3 separate regions of the Homo sapiens genome follow, and regions 1 and 2 are each linked to region 3. The links are chromatin contacts, found by Hi-C or POLR2A ChIA-PET in ENCODE. All regions are on one chromosome and are shown on one strand. The core of a region is the stretch at or near the end of the contact, and the rest is flanking DNA. Distances in the headings are between cores, read along the strand shown.

Region 1 (3,598 bases), core at 1-2,500, 1.1 Mb before region 3:
CAATGAGTCCTGCCTCATTAGGGAGGAGAGAAGCAGCCAGTGAGTGTGCCAGGCCCTGGGCTAGGTGCTGGGAGTATGGAGATGTGTGGGGCCAAGGTCCTGCCTCTGAGAGGCGCCCAGTCTGCACCGGCACACAGTCTGCACCGGCACACAGTAGTGGCTCAAATAGTCTCAAACTAAACTGAAACTAACAAAGCAAAGTGCAGAGGGTGTGGCAGGACTCTGGGGCACACCCTCCCCTCTTCCCCACGCCTGCGGCTCCTGATGCCACAGGGGTGCAGGGTAAGGAGAGCCTACTGTTTCCTAAAGGCGCTCACATCTTGTAAAACCAGCAGTTATGGAGCACTTACTGTATGCCTAACTCTGTGTTGAGTGGAGGGCCAAAGAGGAGAACTACTGAGTTTGGGGGCAGTCAGAGCAGCACCTACATCATTGCCCTACAAGAAGGAAGGGGGACTGAGGCTGTTTGCCAGGAGGAATGAGAGGAGACGGGCTTCACAGATGGAGCAAACTGCCAGGAGATGTGGAGAACAGGGTGTCGCGAACCGCTCTGGGAGGGTTCCTGGTGGCTGAGGGGTGGCACGCACCTCCCTTAAAGGGAGCTGGCAGGGGTGTCTTGTCCACTCTGCAGAATGGGCAGGCCCAGGACAGCTGGCCCATCAGACCATTAGAAACAGCGAGTCCGGAGTTCCAGGGGCTTGTCCACGGCCACACAGCAGCCCGTGGCCCCAGGAAGCCAAAGCTCCCAGCCAGTCATCCAGTGGTGGGGGGTTTAGTTCCAGGGGGCCAGAGGTCCTCTGCGGAAGAGAGTGCAAGGCAGTATCCGCGGCAGGCCCAGAGAGGCCAGGACAGGTCAGAAAGGCCTACCCCTCTTTCGCTTGGTACCCTTTCCTCTTTGCGAGGGATGCAAAGGTTATTTATACTTCGGGTCTGCAGGCTGCGGGTGGGGCAGGCACCCCGCCTGGGGCGGGTTGCGGGCGCAGGGGCAGGAATGGGCTTACCTGCTTCCCGCCACCGGGGCTGGGCGGGGCGCTGCGGGGAGGAGGAGCCGGGCACAACCTGTGGACGGCCGCGGCCGGCGGACACACAGCAGCGGGGGCCCGGCCGGGGGTCGCCCGGGGGCCCGGAAGCCGGGGAAGAGCGAGGAAACCAACTTGGAGAGAGGAGTGACCTGGGGGCCGGGGGCGGAGTCGTGAGCGGGGGAGGAGAGAGCCGGCCGCCAGCAAGAGCCGCGCGGCGGCCCAGGAAGCGAGAGCGCCGCCCACCCATCCGGGGCAAGAGCCGCGCCGCAGGAGAGGCAGGCTGGACCGGGGGCTCCCCGGGCCCGCGACCCCCGCCGTGACCCCGCAGCCCCCAGCTCGCCCCCAAGATGATGAAGAGGCAGCTGCACCGCATGCGGCAGCTGGCCCAGACGGGCAGCTTGGGACGGTGAGTGTCACCCGCTTCCAGCCCCACTCTTACCCCGGCAGGACTTGAGGGGTCGTAAAAGGGTCGGGGGAGACGGGGGTGGGGGAGGCTGGGGACAGCTGGGCAGCCACCCTCTGAGCGGCCAGACTCCTGCTCTCTCTTCCTCCTCTCTGAACGCCGCCCCCGTCTCTCGGGCAGAGCTGGAGGAGCAAGGGTGGCCTTTGGGGGAAGGGATGCCCCCCCTTACCGGATTGGAGGGGGCTTCAGGCGGGAGAATGCTCTCTGCCCTAGGACGCTGGGACTTCTCTGCCTCCACGAGTCTCTAAGTGGATGGTCCTCCTGACCTCACTTGTCCCCTCTGGACAATGGGACAGTTCACCACCTCTGCTTGCTGGGCCGGGGAGGGAGGAGGGTCGATTAGGGCCACAGACCTGGGGCGAGGGGAGGAGATGGGTCCTGGCCTGGTGGGAGGAGGGGCCTGCCCCTGGCCTGCAGCGTCCCTCCCCCTCCCCCTCCCCCCAGCCCAGGGGCCTCCTGCTTCTGTCTCGTTTCTGCTTTTCCTGGACTCAGGTGGAAATATCCCCAGGTCTCCCAGCTCCCACCCCCAGCCTCTGAGCCGGTGGCACGGAGGCCGGAAGTTTGGGGAGCCTCTCAGAGCCTGTCTTCTCTGCTCCTCTTCCCCCAGCCTCAGGAGTTCCCCATTCTCTGGGTCCAGGGAGGGGACTGGGTGTCCAGAGACCTGGTTCTAGTCTCACACTGGCACAGATGCCTACATAGCCTGGACAGTCAGACCACCTTGCAGTGGGCCTTGGCATCCCCCATGTGTCCCCAGGTGGGGGCCAAGGGCCTGTGCACCCCTGCCCACAGCTGTAGTCCAGAGTGCTGTGTGACTGTGCCTAGGAGTCTGAGCTCCTGCACTTCCCGTTCTTGGGGCCAGCTAATACTCCTCATCCCGGGGTGGGCTGAGGATTTGGGAGTGGGCAGAAAAGAGGCTTCTGTGTCCCAAAGCTGGGCCCCGGGTGGGTCTCTCAGCCTCCCCTTTAGTTTCATCTGTCCGCCCTCTCTCAGGACACAGCCCTGGGTGGAGGAGGAAAAACCCATGTATCCTATTCCCACCCCCATGGAATGTGCTCCGACTGGGATGAAGCAACTGGGCCACCCAGGGCAGGCCTCAGCTGGGAGGGACAGTGGAAGCACTGGGGTCCAGGTGCCCTGCTGCGGGGAAGGGAAGTAGGGGGCGTTCTAACCCAGGCAGGCTCAGCAGAAGCACTCTCCCCCCCCCCCCCACCACTCCCCGCAGCACCCCGGAGACCGCTGAGTTCCTGGGTGAGGACCTGCTGCAGGTACGTGCCTGGGCCGGGCAGGTGGGAAGGCAGGCCTGTGCAGGCTGTCTCGGAGCAGAGGGCCGGGGCGGGGACGCCAGGTAGGGGCCTGGGTTGAGTCATTCCTCAAGCTGTTGGCCATGGGGTCCCCAGGGGACAGGAGAAAGTTTCCTGCTCAGGGGGAGACAGCCTCTCTTGATCCTTAACCTCCATACCTCCTTCCCAGGTAGAACAGCGGCTGGAGCCGGCCAAGCGGGCAGCCCACAACATCCACAAGCGGCTGCAGGCCTGTCTGCAGGGCCAGAGCGGGGCAGACATGGACAAGCGGGTGGTGAGTGGGGGGTCCCGGGAAGGAGGGGCCTGAGCAGGAGACTTCCATCCAATGGGGAAGCAAGGTCGGGGCTGGGGTTTCCTTGCCAGTCTGAGTGTCTGGCACCAAGGGCATGGAGACTGCTCTGTTCCAAGGCCCCTCTGGCACTGCACTCAAGAGGCCCTATACCTTCCCCATCACCTTTACCCCACTTCCCTGTGCACCAGTTCCCATAAGCCAAGGCCAGGCTTCTGACAGCACCTGAACTTCTCTGTCCAATCAGTGCGCAAGAGCAGGCTGTCAATGGGGCGGCCTCAGAGGGTTTCCTGAAGGAGGTAGCAATTGAGCTGGCTTTTGAGGGATACACGTTTATTAATCAAGAGGCAGCGTTTATTGGCTGATAACCGCCAGCTTGTTACTAACATATGAGTGCACTGTCTCATGGAACACTGGCACAACCCTAGGGGCAGGCATTGCTTTACACATGAGGAACTGGAGGCTCAGAGATAAAGTCACTTGTCCAAGGTCACATAGCTAGTAAGTGGCAGAACTGAGGTTT
Region 2 (3,832 bases), core at 372-2,871, 1.6 Mb after region 3:
CTTAATCATGTACTTGTAATAGTCTAGAAATATTATGGTTATTGGAAAAGTGAAGTTAACTCTCAGCAAATAAACTGGGAGTTAAAATTGGAATTCCTCCACAGGTCTCATTTTAGTAAGGCACTCAGAAACAAGTAATTTCAAAGCAGCATAGTACTGGGCTCAAGCGATCTTCCCGCCTCGGCCTCTCAAAGTGTTGGGATTACAGGCGTGAGCCACCACACCTGGCTTGAGTGTCTTTAGATTCCTCACGTAAAAGGCAGAGAGCTAGGAGTTAAGTGCAGGTGGAGAGGGTGCAGGCACCCGGCTCTTTTCGTTTGTTTTGTTTTTGAGACAGGGTCTCACTGTTGCCTAAGCTGTAGTGGCAAAATCATGGCTTACTGCAGCCTCAACATCCTGGGCTCAAGTGATTCTCCCACCTCAGCCTCCCAAGTAGCTGGGACTACAGGTGCACACCACCATACCCAGTTAATTTTTGTATTTTTTGTAGAGACAGTGTTTCATCATGTTGCTCAGGCTGGTCTCCAACTCCTGGACTCAAGCGATCTGCCCAGCTCAGCCTCCAAAGTGCTGAGATTATAGGCGTGAGTCACCGTGCCCAGCTGAGACACCTGGCTCTTACAGCTCCAGATGAACCCTTTCCTGTGTGATCACCCCACTGGCACTCCAGACTGAACAACATAGCAAGACCCTGTCAAAAAAAAAAAAAAGGGGGGGGGCCACTTGAGTGTTTCTATTTCTATTTATTTATTTAATTCTTTTATTTTTTGGAGACGGAGTCTCGCTCTGTCGCCCAGGCTGGAGTGCAGTGGCGCGATCTTGGCTCACTGCAACCTCCGCCTTCCGGGTTCAAGAAATTCTCCTGTCTCAGCCTCACAAGTAGCTGAGACTACAGGTACAGGCCGCCATGCCCGACTAATTTTTTGTATTTTAGTAGAGACAGGGTTTCACGTGTTGCCCAGGCTGGTCTCAAACTCCTAAGCTCAGGAAATCTGCCTGCCTCGACCTCCCGAAGTGCTGGGATTACAGGCGTAGGCCACCGCAGCCGGCTCACTGGGGGCGCAGTAAATGCCGATTTCCCTTGGGTATCTTCATTTCTCCTTAGAGCCGAGCTCGGTGCGCCGCGGGCAGGAGTGGGTGGGGCGACAGTAATAAGAGTAACAGCAAGCGTACACACGGCCTTCCAAGTGTGCCAGACACCGCTCTAACACTGAATCCGCACAACCCGAAAGGCAGGCCTTTTTTTTTTTTTTTTTTTTTGCTTTTTGTTTTTTAGAGACGGGAGGGTCTCCCTGTGTTGCCCAGGCTGGTCTCGATCTGTCGGCCTCAAGCGATCCTCCGGTCTGGGGCCCCCACAGTGCTGGGATTACAAGCGTGAGCCACCGCGCCCGGCCAAGGAAGTCTTAATGTACCTCTTTTCAGACAGGAAAACTAAAGTGTAGCGCGGCTAAGTAACGTAGGAAGCATCAATCATGTTTCTGGTCAAAGAAGCGAACCAAGTCAATTCTCAGGCAGAAGCAGCGGAGATTCTCCGCAGCCGGCAGCGCCCAGGGCGCCCGGAACCCAGAGAGCGAGACCGCGTGAAGGAAGTCCCGCCCCGCCCCGTCCTGCCCTGGCCTCCAGGTTTCCGCTTCCGCTCTTCCCTGGTCCAGTCCACCCTGGCGGGGTCGCAGGGTTGGGATGGCGGCTGGAGGCGATCATGGTTCGCCCGACAGCTACCGCTCACCTCTTGCCTCCCGCTATGCCAGCCCGGAGATGTGCTTCGTGTTTAGCGACAGGTATAAATTCCGGACATGGCGGCAGCTGTGGCTGTGGCTGGCGGAGGCCGAGCAGGTAACGGATCCCGGGCTGAGGGGCTGGGCCGGGAGGGACGGGCCCGCCCCAGCACGTGCCGGGCTCTGTTCCGGGCTGGGCTTAGCCACCCCGGAGCTGCGGCCCGGCTATTTTCAGCTGGGTGTTCCCTGTCCTGAGGAGCTGCGGCCCCAGGAAAGCAAGGGCAGGAGATCCGGGAGCCGCCACCTGTTGCCTCACGTGTTCTCAGTCCGAGAGGGTTCGAGACGCGGAGGAGGCTGGGAGAAATTCAGCCTGTAGTTTCAGGGAATTCATTTTGGCCATCCCCGCAGGAGTACGCTGCTAACCACAGACACCGAGCGCTTGTTTCGTACTGTTGTGCTCATTATTTCACTAATCTTTTCTTGTGTAATCCATGAAGATCTTGCAGGCTTGATGGTGTTTTTCCCACATTGCAGGGGAGAACAAAGCCCGGACAGCTTGTTGTTTGCCCTAGCCCATCCAGCTATTAAGAACGGAACTGGGATTTGAACCTGGGTGCACTCCAGAGCCTGAGCTGAGCACGTAGCCCCTTGGTTTTCCACAGTGCCTGTGTAGTTAGTGACAGGACTGGAATGCTTGTTTTCTAGGCCACCGTTTCTGCCTCACTGGCCTCCGCTTTGCCTCTTAGGAGAAGACTCCGGGTAGGGGTTTATTAAACGGGGTTTATAATTTCTTTTCTAAGGGCTGCATAGAGAACTTCTTAGCCCAGCGGTTTCAGAAATAGCTCCAGAAGAGTTGAAGCAAACTGAAGGTGATCCAGAGAGCGATAATGTTTCTCCTCAAGTTTCAGAGGAAAGTGCCACAACGAGCAAGTTGGCAATGCCCTCTCAAACGGCACAGTAAACATGGAAACAATTTGACTTCGGGCCTAGGACCTGTACCATGGAACTCTCCAAACAGGAAACTTTCATTCTAGATTCCCTCCCTCCCCTTATCACTGCCCTCCAAAATATTGGGCGATACACTACAATAATAGCAGACATTCAGATAGTGCCTTCTGAGACCCAGGTCTTAACCCTTTACACATGGTTGCTTATTAATCCTCCAAACAACCCTGAAGAGTAGGTATGAAATACTATGACTGTACCTGTTTTACAGATGGAAGAATGAAGCATCAACTTAATAAACTCTTGGCGTAGATAGCGATAGTAGTAGACCTTAATCATGTGTTGTGGTTTGTGATGTACTAGTGTGTACTCTTTCTATTTCATCTGATATTCTATTCTGTAGATGAGGGTAGTGGTACTCAAGACTTTGCCAGGGTCGCCAAAGCTAGTAAATGGCTTCAAGCTGGAATTGGAATGTAGAGTCTGAGTATGTGTTCTTTGTGTTGGCCTAAAATGCATACAATTTTGGCTTTGGATTATCTGTTAGGGTGTCAAAATTACCATAAATTGCATAATAACTTAGTAGCTAAGAAAAAACTTGGAGAATAAGAGATTAGGAGGAATGCAGAAAATTTGTAGTAAGGAAAGTATGAATTTTGAAAAGATAAATTGCTTGAGGGGAGGAAGCAGTATGGCCGTGCTGCCCTCTGCTGCTTTGCTTTGGAAGGAGCCCAGAGGTGTCATGTCTTCTGTGACTGTAAAGGTTCCAGGCAGTTCTGCCACATGTGGCTGCCGAGTACTTGAAATGCAGCTAGTGTGACTGAGAAACTGACTTTTTACTTTTATTTATATATTTAGGTTTTGAGACTGGGTCTGGCTCTGTCGCCTAGGCTGGAGTGCAGTGGCACAATCTTGGCTCGTTACAACCTCTGCATCCTGGGCTCAAGCTGTCCTCTCACCTCAGCCTCCCAAGCTGGAACTAGAGGTGCACGCCACCACGCCCGGCAAATTTTTGTGTTGTTTTGTAGAGATGGGTCTCACTGTGTTTTCCAGTGCGGTCTAGAACTTCTGGACTCAAGCGATCCACCGACCTTGGCCTCCCAAAGATGTGAGCCACCATACCTGGCCTGACTTTTTACTTATAAATATTTTCCAATACTTTTTAATTAATC
Region 3 (3,698 bases), core at 1-2,500:
GATTCCCAGCTGTGTTTGTGCAAATAAGACTTGATAGTAGTGGAAAACAGGGACAAGAAGAGACTGTCTCTTTCTTCTCAGGTAGATCCCCAAAACTGAAAGCCATTTTCAATCCTGCCACTTGCTCACTAAAGATTTAGGGTTTAGGTCCAAACCCTAAGTCTTGGATTCCTTATCTTCTCAAACATGCTCTTGTTTGCTTGATGCCTGGTTCGAGTGGCCAAGGCCGACATTCATAGACGTTGGTTAATCCCTAATTTCGCCAAACAATGACGGCCTAGGCTTTTCCGGCTTTTGAAACAGGAATTCAAGACACTAAAACGTGTGTTGATGGCATTTTGGGTTGGGGCTTTTCACAACTGATGACACTGGAAAAATAATCCATAGGAAACTACCTTATGAGACCCTAGATTTCGGTTTAGCAGTTCACCACAAAAGTGGTGAGGTGTTTTTTGGCTTTTAATTTTAGCTGCTTGCCTCTGTTTTTAGTTCGTGTGATTGCCTCCGCAAAGGCAGTGAATGGAGAATTCTCCCTAAGGTCAGCATTTAATTATTGCCTCACTCTGGCTGCTATAGTATTACAACTCTTGGAACTTACAGCATCGATCCTACTATTAAAGTTGCCTGGAGCATGCCAGCACGTTGGACATCGGCGTTCCAGCAACTGCCTCAGTCACTGAATCGAGTGGGAGGCTCATTTTGCAGTTTACTATCTCCATGAGCAGGTCCAGGCGCGGGACCTGTTCTATGACTCGATTGGGTCCTGCCCTTGTCCGTCATCGGAAGGCTTACAGCGCCTACTGTTTTGCAGTAAGATTTGCAGGCTTAGTACCGCCTCTGGAAACAAGGAGAGTGAAGGGGCGTTGACGAGTAACGTTGTTTGTATTTCTCTCCTCATTGGATGGCTGCTGTGTCAGTCAGACACTTCTCTGCTTCCGTTGGCGGGAAGGCTTCAGGCGGGTAGCGGGGACTCGGTACTGCCCCCTCCCAAGCTGGGAGCAGGGCGCGTGACGTCTCAGACATTTGTTGTTGGGATTTGGGCCTCATTAATTATTCATTAGGTACTTGAAAGCTCTGCAGGGATTGGTGGCTGAGAGGCCTAGTCGACTGTTTCTTAGCTAGAGGTACGTGTCACCCAGTACGCGGCTGGAGTTTTGCATAAATTATTCCGATAAGGAGCGGGGCGGGGCTCTGTGCATAGATTAGTCAAATGAGCCTGGGAGGGAGGGAAGCCGGCTACGAATTAGCCTAAGTTATTAAAGATGGCGACGGAGCGCAGTCGCTCCGCGATGGACTCGCCGGTCCCGGCCTCTATGTTCGCCCCCGAGCCCAGCTCCCCGGGGGCGGCCAGGGCCGCGGCGGCCGCCGCCCGACTCCACGGCGGCTTTGACTCGGACTGCAGCGAGGACGGCGAGGCGCTCAACGGCGAGCCAGAGCTGGACCTCACCAGCAAGGTAGGCCCGGGCGGCGGCGGCGGGCGCTGAGGGGAGCGGGCGGCTGGCCGAGCAGTCTCCCGGGCGACGGCGGGGCCAGCGGCCGCCCTGTCCGCGGGGAGCGCGGAACGGGAAGAAGGGGCCGAGCCCGCCCACCTGCTAGTCTCCGGGACGTGCGGGGGTTCGCGGCGCGAGGGGCCGTCCCCATGGTCCCCGCACCCACCTTGGCTCCCCCGCGTCGCCAACCCAGCCTCCCGCCCTCCCGTCTCCCGCCGAGATCGTAACCCCTCGGCTCTGCCACGTGGAACGGGGGCGCCCGATGCCAGCTGCGCTCCGCGCGTTCCCTGTCCCCGCTCAGTGCCCCTCCCCGTTCTTCGGGTCCCCACTTGAGGGGATTCGGAGACCGAGAGTCTCCTCTCCCTGGACCGCGCGGGACAGCAGAGGGGCGAGGGGGCCCGGGCAGGGGGCCGAGACGCTCATGAAGACAGGTAGTCGGAGGCCAGGGCAGGGTGGCCGCCGCGTCTCTTCCCAGACTCGGGAAAGGAAACAGAAAGTAGTCGCTCAGCTGGGGAGGAGCATGTCCGAGAATGTCTACTTTTCGAGGCCACCCGAAACAAAATGGAAAGATGGTCAGGCTCCTTAGTCTCGCTATCCTGTGAGTGGAAGCTCATCTTGTATGAGTGGAGCAGTGAAGGACGTTTAAAACCGTGTTTTTTGAGCTGTCGAGAAGGTAGGCAGGAATTAAGGCCTCGCCAACGGCTTGACATTGTGAAGAATAGAAAAGTAAATACAAGATGTGACTGGTGTTTTGAAGGTGCTTAACGTTCCTTAGGGAAAGAATGCCAACTTGGGAGTCAGACAGGGCTGGGTTCCCTTTCCTGCCCTACCATCGAAAGGCTCTGTGACGTTGGGAAAGTTTCTTAACCTTTCAGTTCTCCAACCACCTCATCTTAAGAAAGTACAGATGGGTTGTAAAAATTAGAAATATTTAAGAAGACACCTAATAGTGCCTGATGCATACTAGAGACTCAGTAAATGTTTGAAGTGAACGAGATAGTTCCTAATTTCCTGTGCAGATTAAATAGCAGTGGGTGAAAGATAGAACACCAATACCACCACTTACATTTGTAGGATAGTTACGATAGACATTTTATCCAGCTTTGAAAATGTTTGTGACTTTTTATAGTTTATGGCGGCAAATTTGCATGAAACTTGGTCCTAAACTGGGGAGGAACTTTCCCTGCAACCTAAGCAAGTTATTTTCAACTGCTCTTTGCCATTGTAGTCTCAGGTGAGCACTTGGAAGCCAGCTAGCCTGTCAAAGTTGGTCCTGTCTTGTGCCTGTAAGGCCATAATGAGGATGGCCAAACTTAGAGAGAGGGATGGCCAGGACGATGTAAAAGACCCAGGAAACATCCAGGTTACAATTACAAGCTCTGATGAGTCAACTCAGGAAGTTACAAGATTATGGACCTGACTCAAGAGCAAACAAACTGGATGTCAACACATGGTCAAGGTGCTGAAGAAACATGATAGGAAATTGCAGGGCAGAGTTGCAAAGACGGTAGTACCTTCATTTCTTGACCAGCTCATTTAATATTCCTAGAAGTGTTATTTCATCACATAGCTGGGGAAGTCCTCCTTACAATTAAAAAAAATCATATGTATATTAATATCGATGATATCAAAAAGAAAAAGTGATGGTGTGGAGGGAGAGAAGGGTTGGGTTGAATAGATTGATTCCGGAGGAACAGATTAGAAGCGAAAGGTTCATGTCCTTACGATAGAAAATGTGGAGACCTAAGGCTCCGAGAGCTTCCAAAGGGAGAAACACTTAGTGAATAGTGGTGGCTAGTTTCATCCAACAAGGTTTTTCTGGGAATGATTGGGTGAAGAAAACCTTGTAGTTTCACATTTATTGAGCTGTGGACTAGATGCTTTACATGTTATTATATTTGCTCTTTACAGTGGCCTTAGGATGCAGGTAGTATTAGCTCCGTTTTATAGATTGAAAAACTGAAACTCAGAGTGGTTAAATTCTTTGTCCAAGGTCACACAGGAGTGGTTAGAGAATGGGGTCTGATTGCCAAATGGCTTACCCAAGTAAATGGTTGACACTTCAATGTTATTGGCAGACATTTGCAAAATGACGGTGCTAATACTCCTCGTAGTGGTAATGGTGATGGTGCTTTGTTGATGAAGATGAGTCTTGCAGGCAGTTTTCATTCCCAAATATTCAATATAGCTAAGACAAGATAGAACAGA

The links. A loop is a pair of places that touch in the nucleus more often than their neighbours do. ChIA-PET counts read pairs that join two places held with the same protein, here RNA polymerase II (POLR2A). Pooled maps may share reads with other maps.
Region 1: a pooled map shows a loop between it and region 3 (5-fold over the local background). The contact joins the promoter of SH3BP1 here to the promoter of GTPBP1 in region 3. A Hi-C loop is called at or near these places in 4 of 50 pooled maps.
Region 2: a pooled map shows a loop between it and region 3 (10-fold over the local background). The contact joins the promoter of ADSL here to the promoter of GTPBP1 in region 3. A Hi-C loop is called at or near these places in 2 of 50 pooled maps. POLR2A ChIA-PET finds 5 or more read pairs at or near these places in 2 of 52 experiments (B cell and PC-9).

Annotation. Positions count from the first base shown.
Region 1 is chr22:37,638,419-37,642,016 of GRCh38, forward strand. SH3BP1 (SH3 domain binding protein 1) reads left to right here and starts at 1,251. Exons shown (of 18, transcript NM_018957.6): 1 at 1,251-1,428; 2 at 2,708-2,750; 3 at 2,956-3,060. The coding sequence starts at 1,370. PDXP-DT (PDXP divergent transcript) reads right to left here. Exons shown (of 6, transcript NR_109952.1): 6 at 3,414-3,598. RefSeq lists silencers at 1-218, 849-998, 1,029-1,468.
Region 2 is chr22:40,344,879-40,348,710 of GRCh38, forward strand. It overlaps ADSL (adenylosuccinate lyase), which reads left to right and starts at 1,622. Exons shown (of 13, transcript NM_000026.4): 1 at 1,622-1,833. The coding sequence starts at 1,681. RefSeq lists enhancers at 1,137-1,650, 1,651-2,164, 2,165-2,677 and a silencer at 1,875-1,964.
Region 3 is chr22:38,704,694-38,708,391 of GRCh38, forward strand. GTPBP1 (GTP binding protein 1) reads left to right here and starts at 1,251. Exons shown (of 12, transcript NM_004286.5): 1 at 1,251-1,454. The coding sequence starts at 1,263. RefSeq lists enhancers at 9-694, 695-1,380, 930-1,079, 1,381-2,066 and silencers at 700-849, 1,170-1,579, 1,760-1,899.